Linked DNA regions of Homo sapiens: region 1 is linked to region 2. The links are chromatin contacts, found by Hi-C or POLR2A ChIA-PET in ENCODE. All regions are on one chromosome and are shown on one strand. Each heading gives the region's core, a stretch centred on a gene start or an enhancer-like site at or near the end of the contact. The rest is flanking DNA. Distances are from core to core; before and after follow the strand shown. Region 1 overlaps LOC124901615 (a long non-coding RNA gene). Region 2 overlaps SEPTIN7 (septin 7).

Evidence for each region. A loop is a pair of places that touch in the nucleus more often than their neighbours do. ChIA-PET counts read pairs that join two places held with the same protein, here RNA polymerase II (POLR2A). Pooled maps may share reads with other maps.
Region 1: a loop to region 2 is called in a map of GM12878, with 2.4 times the contacts of the local background. The contact joins two enhancer-like sites. A Hi-C loop is called at or near these places in 1 of 168 maps with a recorded cell type or tissue (GM12878), 21 of 37 single-sample maps with no recorded cell type and 10 of 50 pooled maps. POLR2A ChIA-PET finds 5 or more read pairs at or near these places in 1 of 52 experiments (B cell).

The regions. Positions count from the first base shown.
Region 1 is chr7:35,726,927-35,732,215 of GRCh38, reverse strand. It overlaps LOC124901615 (a long non-coding RNA gene), which reads left to right. Exons shown (of 2, transcript XR_007060286.1): 2 at 1-254. Among named protein-coding and RNA genes, the nearest start is that of LINC03013, 13 kb to the right of the region's middle. RefSeq lists enhancers at 1,674-1,923, 2,834-2,933, 3,384-3,533. Within about 2 kb of position 2,860, at least 9 of the 41 ENCODE cell types and tissues checked have a DNase peak (open chromatin) inside an H3K27ac peak, as active enhancers do; they include B cell, where a contact is called at or near this core.
Region 2 is chr7:35,904,697-35,909,849 of GRCh38, reverse strand. SEPTIN7 (septin 7) reads right to left here. Exons shown (of 14, transcript NM_001788.6): 14 at 2,740-5,153. Among named protein-coding and RNA genes, the nearest start is that of SEPTIN7, 110 kb to the right of the region's middle. Within about 2 kb of position 3,254, at least 3 of the 41 ENCODE cell types and tissues checked have a DNase peak (open chromatin) inside an H3K27ac peak, as active enhancers do; they include B cell, where a contact is called at or near this core.

The DNA of each region.
Region 1 (5,289 bases), core at 1,611-4,110, 180 kb after region 2:
TTCCTTTGCCAGCTATGCATGTGTGGATTCGGGTCACAATAGGACACTAATGAGAATCCTTATCCAGAGTTGGTTTCATGTCAGGTGCTAAGGTAAGGACATCACATGCATCATCTCTCACCTGGATCATGGTAGTCGTTTCTTAATTGGTTTCCTTGTCTCCACCCTTACCCTCCTTAAGTGTATTCTCAACCCAGCAGCCAGAGAGATTCTATTAAAACACGTGTCATGCCGTGCCACCCTTGTGCTCAAAACCCTTCAGTCTCCTACTCTCTGACCTCATTTTCCTCCACTGTGCTCCACCTTCGGTTGACTCCAGCCATACTCACTGTTCCTCAAACATTCAGGCTTGCTTCTGCCTCAGGGCCTCTGTGCAGACTGTTCCCCCTGCCTGGAAGGCTGTCCCCCTGGTGCCTACCTGTCACTTTCATGTCCATAGAGTCACCTTATCACTCAGGCTCTTGGTCACTCCATCTAAAATGAAAGCTCTCCCCAATGCTGCCTAGCTCTTTCCTTGTAACATGATATATAATTATATATAATTAAATATATACATGATATCTATTTTTTTTTTTGTCTATCTTTTTCCTCTGGAATGTAAGCTCTAGGGCAAAGATTTTGTTTGCTCACTGCTGTATCCCCTGTTCAAGGATAGTGCCTGGCACATAGTAAGAGTATACTAAATATTTGTTCAACAAATTACTTCATGAGGTAAGGAGGTAGGTGCTGTTTTTTTTTTTTTTTTTTTTGAGACAGAGTTTTGCTCTTGTCACCCAGACTAGAGCGCAGTGGCGCAATCTTGGCTCACTGCAACCTCTGCCTCCTGGGTTCAGCTATTCTCCTGCTTCAGCCTCCCGAGTAGCTGGGATTACAGGTGCCCGCCACCACCCCCGGCTAATTTTTGTATTTTTAGTAGAGATGAGTTTTCACCATGTTGGCCAGGCTGATCTCGAACTCCTGACCTCAGGTGATCTACCTGCCTCGGCCTCCCAAAGTGCTGAGATTACAGGCGCGAGCCACCACGCCCGGCTGGTGCTATTATTAAGCACATTTTATAGATGATAAAATTTGGATTTACAGGTGTAAAGTAACTTGCCCAAGATCGTATGGTTAAGTGAAAGAGCAAATGTTGAACCCAGCCATGGCTGTTTTTTCTTTTTTCTTTTTTTTTTTCTGATGGAGTTTTGCTCTGTCTCCCAGGCTAGAGTGCAGTGGCGCGATCTTGGCTCACTGCAATCTCTGCCTCTCAGGTTTCAAGCGATTCTCCTGCCTCAGCCTCCTGAGTAACTGGGATTACAGGCGTGTGCCACCATGCCTGGCTAATTTTTGTATTTTTTTTAGTAGAGATGGGATTTCACCATGTTGGTCAGGCTGGACTCGAGCTCCTGACCTCATGATCTGCCCACCTCAGCCTCCCAAAGTGCTGGGATTACATGCATGAACCACTGCGCCCGGCTAAACCATGGCTGTTTTTAAAGCCTGTGCTCATAAACACCTCACTGTCACATGGTCTTCCTCTTGCTACAAGCAGCTGAGCTTAGTATAAGAAAATAGCATTTCTCACACCAGTCTTTCTTTATGGTTAACCAGACCACTAGACCTTCAGACGGCCTTCGTGGGTTGCAGGTTGAGTGTTTGTTGACAGAAAGGGATAAAGAACAAAGTCATAATGCATGTGATATATGGGGAAGTGAAAGAACAACTTTAAGTCCATTTGGTTAAGAATAGGAATATGAACTTATGAGGCCAACCCCACCTGGGGTTTCTGGCGTGGGAAGGGGCTGCCTCATCAGTGCAGGGTCACCCATAAGCAGGCATGGGCACTGGCAGAGCAGGGGCACCAAAAGAATCCCAGTACCATTACATGGGTGATGTTGGCTATTTGATATTTTGAAAAACATCTAAAATGTGTCATTGTAGGAAAAACCAGAACTTTGCTGGACTTCTTTACAGGCATGTGCATGATGGCATTGTTTCCTACATTAAATTACGTATGGAAGCACCATCAACTTTGCAGTGCCCAGAGTCTCTGAAGATCTTAATCTGGCCCTGCCGATCATGGTTGATGGGGCAGTGAACTCATTTCATCTATCATATACTTTCAAATATGTGTGTGTGTGTGTGGGTGGGTGGGGGGTTCCCATTATGTAATAAGAGGTAAATGGGATAAGAACAGTTTCTGTGTAAATCCTTGAGGAATAATAGTGGTCTTTGGGGAAGGTTGGTCTAATTCAGTTATTAACATTGGGGTTAGTGTTCTGAAAAGCTCCTATTCCTCCTTCAACACTTTCCCTGCGGTTACCTTTGTGAAGCTTTCTTTTCCCAGCTCCCTGCTCTTGCTTCCCCCAGCAATTATCAACTCCTCTTCTGTGCCATAGGTATTATATTTATCACATTGCATCATGCTCCCTTTTATTCACTTCTGATTCCCTGTGAGGCTCAGAGCTCCTGGAAATATGTCTCTTGTTCATTATCTTATCTCATTCATCTTTGTATCTAGCACAGTCCCTGAGACCTGCTGGAGGCTCTGAGATTATGCCACAGACAGTTTAAAACCAGACTCTGGAGGCTAGGGGAGTTTCTAAGAAAAAGATGTCCTTTGGTGACTCCGCTTTTAAGACATGTCAGGTGTCTAACACTGGCCCCCCAGCAGGACAGATGAGCTTGATTGCCTCTAGAGCTTCTCATTTCTCCTCACAGCTTTTCTGCTAGGCTGCTCGGTGACTCACAGCAGGAAGAGGAGGCATTGGTGCTAAACTGTCCCCTAACACCTCCTCCACCATGCCCCAAAAAACCAAAAATGACAAAAAAAAAAAAAACTAGCTGAGATACTTTGGGTTGCCGGGCCCATCACTTTCTGCTTTTCAGTTCCTTATTCTGTAGAAGTCATGAGTTGAAATGGGAGACCTAAGTTTCCTTCAGGCTGTAAACTCTCTGAGTCTTTGATACTACTGCTGGGCAATGGTCATCTCATACTCCTGCCCTCCTCCCACTCTGCAGAGCAGATCAGGCCTGGTTCCCAAGGAACAAGACCTGCACCCACCCCAGCCCCTGGGCTGCCCTTCTGTAGCATGTCTTTCCTTGCTGTCTGCCTCTGTGCTCTCCTGCTGTACCTTTCATTCTGTGGATCAAGCCTGCTCTCAATGGCCATTTTAACCAGATTTTATCTCTGTAAAAATGGTAAGTGATAAATTTAGAACATTACATATACCATGATGCTATTTATGTGTTTTATTTTCAACTTCATGTGCTGGCCTTTTGTCTGCTTGCTCTCAGATCCATTCCAGACCATCCTCTATCTGGGCTTTGTATCCTTGGGAACTACATTTTCCAGGCTCATTTCCAGACTGGCTAAGGAGAGCCAGTGACAGACACTGGAGAATGAGAGGAGGGAAGAAGACAGGTTATGTCTCCCTTTCTCCCTGCTTCACATGGTGTCTGATAGGTTTCGTCCATGTCTCCACCTACTGTCAGATAGCCTCTTCCTCTACTGCTCCAGATTTAGCTGGAAGTGCTGCCATGGTCCCAGATTCTTCCAGTTGACCCAAGCTCCTGGGCTCTGGTAACTCTGCTTCCTCCCTCTGTCCCTCCAGCTCCAGGGTTGATAGTGGCTTCCTGCTGTTCTGTGGCCACTGAACTCCCCCACCATCTCTGTTAAATTCCCTCTGCTTGCAATGTCATATCTAGCACTGCTCTGCCTTCTGATTGCACTCTGACTAAAACACTCTGAATGTATGTGCACAATGTATATATGTGCAAAAACACAAATATATGAGTATTCATCTGAATATACATGTATGAAAGCACATAATGTATGAAGATATGTACATGTATGAAAACACACAGAAGAAGATCTAGAAGTTTACACATGAAACTGTTAAGAGTGGAGTGTGTGTCTGGGAAAGGAATGGGACTGGGCTGGTGTGGAGTTGTGAAGGAGGATCGCGGCTTTTTAAAAAGTAGCTTTATTGTGGCATCATTTACATATAAAAGACTATAGCTTTTATATGAGTTTGATTTTTTTTACAATGAACTTGTATTCACATGTTGCTTATATAATATGAAAAATAACTAGTTAAAAATATTAACAGCAGGAGTGGGCAATATATCAAGTGCTTTAGCCTAAGCTGTAATCCATGTAGGGAAAGCTCTGCAGAGATGCTGACATTCATAAATGTTACTATTTACCATGTTCCAGGCACTATGCTAGGCCTTGAAGGGCTATCAATATGGGCATGATCCCTCTCTGTGTTATCTGCAATAATTAAATACACAATTTGTGTCAACCTTTACTCATTATGAAGAAGTAAAGAGGGCAACACCAGGCCTAGTCTAGTCAGTGTAGGCTCCCTTGAGGCCATGACTCACCAGCTAACACCCAAAAGTTGAGTAAAAACAGCTTAGTTACTGGAGGGACATGCACAGGCAGTAGGGGACAGTCAAGCTGAGCTGATGCTGATTGCTTCCCTGGTTCCTGTGCTCAGGGAAGCTGTTCTAACAAGAGAGAGTTCTTTAGAAAGTGTTTCTCATTGGAACCTGGTGGGGGTGTGGGGGTCGCCAGTCTATTGGAAGTGTGTGTAAATTATGGGAGGAGTCTGTGAGGGCTGTCGCCATGCCTCCCACAGTGCTGGACCCACTGTCTGTACCCCAGGTGGCTCTCGCCTGAGAGGGGGAAGCCAGTGGCATGCATCTTGCAGTGATTGACAAGGCTGCTTGGAGGTGGCTCAAAAACTAAGGACACTCTGGAATCAACAATGATGCCAAAGGTGCTGATGTCCATCAACCCCCTCATCCTTTGATAGGAACAACTGACATTTTTCTCAGTCTTTAGTATAGTAGTGTGCAATGTTCAAGACAAGTCCTTTGTTCAGCTTCCATCCATATTTCCAGCCATAAGTTCTCCTTGAAAAGAAATGCTGAACCTTGTGGTTAAAAGGTACCCATGGCGCAGGCTTCATTCTTCCAGAGCTTGTATTTTTCCTCTTTTTTGCATAATTCAATTCAAATGTTTTTTGCTTGAGTCTTGGTTTTCCAAATTTATAGATGTTTCAGCTATGGCTGTCATCCCCTTATTTTATTATAAGTCACCAATCTCCTTATTTTATTGTAAGCCACCCATTTTTTTCATGAGATTAGGTTACTCACAAAGTAGCCCATTAATTGCAATTATAGTTTAATTACAGCATGTCCAGGTCTCTCCAGACCATATAAAATCAGGTTACATTTCCTTTTGATGTCCAAATTACAAAGGTAACAACATACTCTTAGCTTGACCTCAGTGTCCTCCAG
Region 2 (5,153 bases), core at 2,005-4,504:
TTGTTGTGGTTTAAATTTTGTTGCCAGGATTGAGGGGCATTTATTGTGGAACAATGGATAACAAATACAAATGTTATGGAATCACACCGTGATATTTTAGCTTGCTTGTTTTTATAAAGAGGTGGAAATGCCCATGTCATAACCTTCTCAGGAGCTCTAGTTCACAATCTATGTGAATGCTCTGTATTTGGCACACAGCAAGTACTCCACAAACACTTGTTGCAGCACTTTTCAATTTTGTTTCCTTCCCTTAGACTTCAAAGTGAGTTCTCTCTCCCTTGATAGGCAGGTATTTTTCCCAGTTTGAATACTGTCTAAAACATTCGCATTTGGTGGGATGAGTTCATCAGTTCTTACAAGTTGGAGAAAAAAACCTATCTCCTTTTCAGGACATGAGCTATAATCAGGCCAATCATACCTGAATGGAGACTACAGAAAGTGGATTTTTATCAGCGGCCTCCATTCCATCTTCCAAAGCACCTGACTCTTAGGGATGGGGTCTAAATAGGCACTAATGAGGTGGAGATTTGAGAAAATGCCAATTTGAGTTCCTGGCACCTCTGCCCAGCAATAAAAAGGTCTAAGGAAGATTTCATTTGTGTCTGGGTGAGAGAACTGTGTTCCCAAAATATTGAATACAACATTTAGTTTTGTTTTTTAACTTTATCAGGGTAAGCCAGAGATTTGTATAATCACATTGAGAGTTATCCCTAAGGAAAAAAAAATTGGACAGCTCCTATTATGTCCCACCGATATATTCCGACTTCTGAAATGCAGGGAAAACAGCTCACATTAACACCAGGGGCCATGCCAGAGTGCTCATTACTTCACTCACCATTTGCCAAGTTGCTTAAAACTACTGGCTTATCCAAGACACAGGGAACTTTTCTGTGCTACGCTAGAGTACAGCATATATTTAAATATGAAAGAGATCATTAAAAATTCAAAGACAACAGAATTAAATGAGGGGTAAAAAAGTTGTATGCCTTTGCCAGAACAAGTTAGTTTGGTATCCCCACACTTGGGTGAGAGCCAGCCCCTCACCCAGGGGAATCTGTGCTCTACTTACGTGCAAATCTCCCGGTGAAATGCTGCTCCCTTGCAACACACTTGGACAAAAGGGAGCTAAGCGGGGTGGCCCACCTCGAAGAGAGAACAAAGAGAACAAAAAGGAAGTTTGTTGGTAGTGTCTGACTACCCCCCCTCTGCTAGCCTCCTCATCTATGCCACATCTTCACAAACCTCTGCTCTCAGAGGTGTCAGCTACTGCCTCTTCCCACCCCCATAGGGTTTCAGAAAGCCTGAGTGGCATTCGATTTCGGCAGGTCCACAAACAGCATCTAAAAGAGGTTCCGTGTGGCCAATAGGGTTTCAGGCTACCCTTTTTGAGAGCCTGGCGCAGAACAAGGTCTCCTTTCACTTGACCCTCCTTTGCCAATACAAGGCTGTTTGGCTGGGTCCAGCACCCCATGGGGCAAATGTTCAGGCCAAGAATAGTCTTCATTCTTCCCATGAAGCTTTCAAAGTCTTCTAAAGAACACAGGAAATTGTCAGCCTCTATTTTCTGCTGAAAATGGCTGACACTAAACTTTGAACATTCTGTGGATGAATCCCAAATTATGGGAACCAAGTTTGCTTGAAAAGCAGCAAAAGTTTTCATTAAAGATGAGAGACTCTGATAAACCATCTCGGCATTACTTACAAAGAATGGTGTATTTTATAACTCCAATTACTAACACCTTTCCTCTTTTGACCAAAATTACCTTATTTCCATGGAAGTAACTCCAAAAGACTATCTCTGTGCACAAAGAAGCAGATCCAGAGACTTACCATGGCACCATGCACATTTCCTAAAAATAAACCGTCACTAAAACTGAGAAGAAATACTTTTTGGTCTGTCATGACCCCAGCAGATTGTCACATTCTCGAGGTCTGGACACCTTAACGTGTGCAGTCACAATGTAATCCTCACTCCAAACCAGCAAGGAAGGCATGGGGTCTGTTTTATAGCTGAGAAAACATTCATAGAAGTTACATGCCCAATTCACAGAGTTGGGGTCTAAACTGAGACAATTAGCATGTCTGGTGCTTTCTGCTTCTCCAGGCTGCCTGGTGGCCAGCTGCCCCTCTTAATCAGGGAGCATCTGCTCTGTGCTAACAACTCTGTAGAAGATCATGCTTCAGAAATGTGGCAGTGTAGCAGACCAGGTACTTGCAAGGCGTAATATTTAAGCACAGGCCCTGGTGTAACTAAGACCAGTTCAAACTCTTGTTCTGCCAGTTACCACCTATTGAATAAGCTACTAAACATCTTAAACCCTCAGTTTCCTCATCCTTTTGCAGATGAGGAAACAGGGTTTAAGATGTTTAACTTATTCATTTATTAGATAATGTATTAATAAGTTACCTTAAGAGATAACTTACCCAATTGTTATCATTAAGGATTAAATAACACATGTAACTACTTAGGTTACCATCTGGAACAGGACAGTTATGGGAAGTTTTTATTACAAAAGGGGCAGGTAAAATTCTGGATGAAGTACAAGGGCTTACATTTGCAAGCTTATTATTAGAAAGGACTTCGATTTACTGGTGTGGCAAATTTTCCTTTCAGATCAAGTAGGACACCACAGCAGTCTTCACTAGGACCTTCCTTGGTGATTCAACAATAACTATTAACTATCCACATACTGCCTAGATCGATGGCCTCCAACGTGCAAAGTAATAATTCATTGGAGCTTGGGGAAAGTGTAAACCTTTTATTTCACTCTTTCAAATTTTGTTCCATAATGTTCACATTAGTGTAGCAGTACATTTGTTGACACATATTTTCATTGTTCAATACATATAATTATGGACACATGCTCAACAAATATTTTTGTAAGGAAATAGCATCAGGTTTGGAGACCATGATCTAGATAACTGAGTCAACATTTCGCTCCTCATGCATTCATAGCTATCAAGCCGTCTTTCCTTTTTCCCCCTTACCTACCATATCCTGACTTCTACTCCTAGTTTCTCCAAGAGGACAAAACATATTAAGATGCGGTGGGTCAGAATGTGCAGGTGGTAATGTGACACCCAGCTAATGAGTCTGAGAGGCATGGGTATCTCCTCAGCTTTCAAGATTACAGCCTGAGCTACACAGAAATAAACTGTGCCCACTTAACTTGCTTGTGAACCTGATATGGAAGCAATGATATCCCATTCCACTAGGTGGCAGCAAAACTCTACCCACAAGGTGCCCAAGTGGTTCACTGGTATTATTAGTGCTTACTTGTTCAGCCCCACTTAATTAGCAGAAAGACAGTGGCTAACAGGATACTTAAATTACATAATGCCTCCAACAGTGGAGAACAGACACTGCCATTTTGCTTTCTACAGGCTGGCCTTTCCTTAGGCCTACCTGAATTTTACATGTATTGTGAATGATCTTCTCAGACATCCACAGGCCAAATGGCAAAAAGAACCTTCTGATATACCTAAGCCTGGAGTCAACAATCAAAAGTCCTAGTAAAGTTATATAGATCCTGTATCAGATTCAGGTAAAACCCTGGGCATGCCATGGATAAAGAAAGACTTCTGAAAGTTTTCATTAGGATGGTAGAATAATGAATGTCTTACAAATTTATTATTATAATACATAGAATTTTGAAATAGTATTTCCCAGAAGCAGTAGTACTTAACCAGTTCAGCAGGCAGTCTATATACATTTTTTACCTTTGCATTTTCCAAATTCAGTAGGTTATTGTTAGCCTCCCTAAAACCAAACAATTTTGGCTAGAGGTGTTAACCCAATCTCTCAAAACAAAAACTGAAAAAAATAAACACCCAAACAACAATCTCTCTGCTATTGACTTATAATTATTCCCTCCGCTTAGGTCATTAATTTTAAAAAGTAAATAGGGTAAAACATTTCAAGATAATAAACTAGGCTACATTAATTAATTTCTTACCTAAATTATGCATTACATTAAAATCTATGTCACTTGACCTTAAGAAAAGAAATGACACTACCCTCTTTACAGTTAAAAAAAATTTCAGTTTCCAGGGACTTGAGAGTATACCTAATCTGAATGAGTCAGAAACTGTTCTCAGAGGCCAGGCATGACGGCTCATGCCTGTAATCCCAGAACTTTGGGAGGCTGCAAAAAATACAAAAATTAGCCAGGCGTGGTGGTGCACGCCTGCAATCCCAGATACTCAGGGGGCTGAGGCAGGAGGACTGCTTGAGCCCAGAGGGTTGAGGCTGCAGTCAAGTCGTGTTTGTGCCACCGCACTCCAGCCTGGGCAATGAAGCAAGACCCTGTCTGGGGGAAAAAAAAAATGTTCTCAGAAAAATAAGCATACAAATGAGAGATAGAAATGAATAGAGAGATATGGTATCTCTTAAATTAGAAAATCAGCACATATGCATTCTAAATGAGACAAGCATATAAAAGATGTCATTGTAGAGGAGGCAAACTTAAGCTGAAAAGTTTCTTCCCAAACATACTCTACTCTTGTACATCGACTGTAGGATATTTAAGACCTCACACAATATTACATCACAACATCGTTTATTATGTGAATTTTTTACAATACAAACAAAAAATACAGAAATGCAATATATGAATACAGCTAAATGCAGAATGGTGACTTTTTTCTCTTCAAGAGGCCATGATTCCCATTTCTAGTAAAATAAAGAGACTGCATATAGGTAGAAACAGGTTGGTCATTAGCTTCACAATTTTGCCTAGAAATGATCTATAAATGCATTTCCCCCCCTGCTACTTACCATAAAGTGTAAAAAGGGAGTTAAAGGAAAGTTTCCTTGTTGGTTCCTACCATATGAAAGATGCTATATTCTATTTTAGCAGTGCCAATATATGGAAAATATCTAAATTAAATGTTATTACAAAAATGAAGCAGTAATGAGATTCTGGCTAAAGAGGGCACTAAATGAGAATAATATATATTTAAAGAATCCAAAACAAACAAACAAAAAGACGTTGTTATAAAAAAGCTCTAGGTGCACAGTAAGCATATAGGGTTTTTTTTTTTTCCATGTGTATTTTTAAACAATGGAAGTGTCAAAAAATAGGGTCAACTGTGTTAGACTAAATTACATTATTGTATATGCTGCACTGAATGGAACCTTTGTATTGTAATTA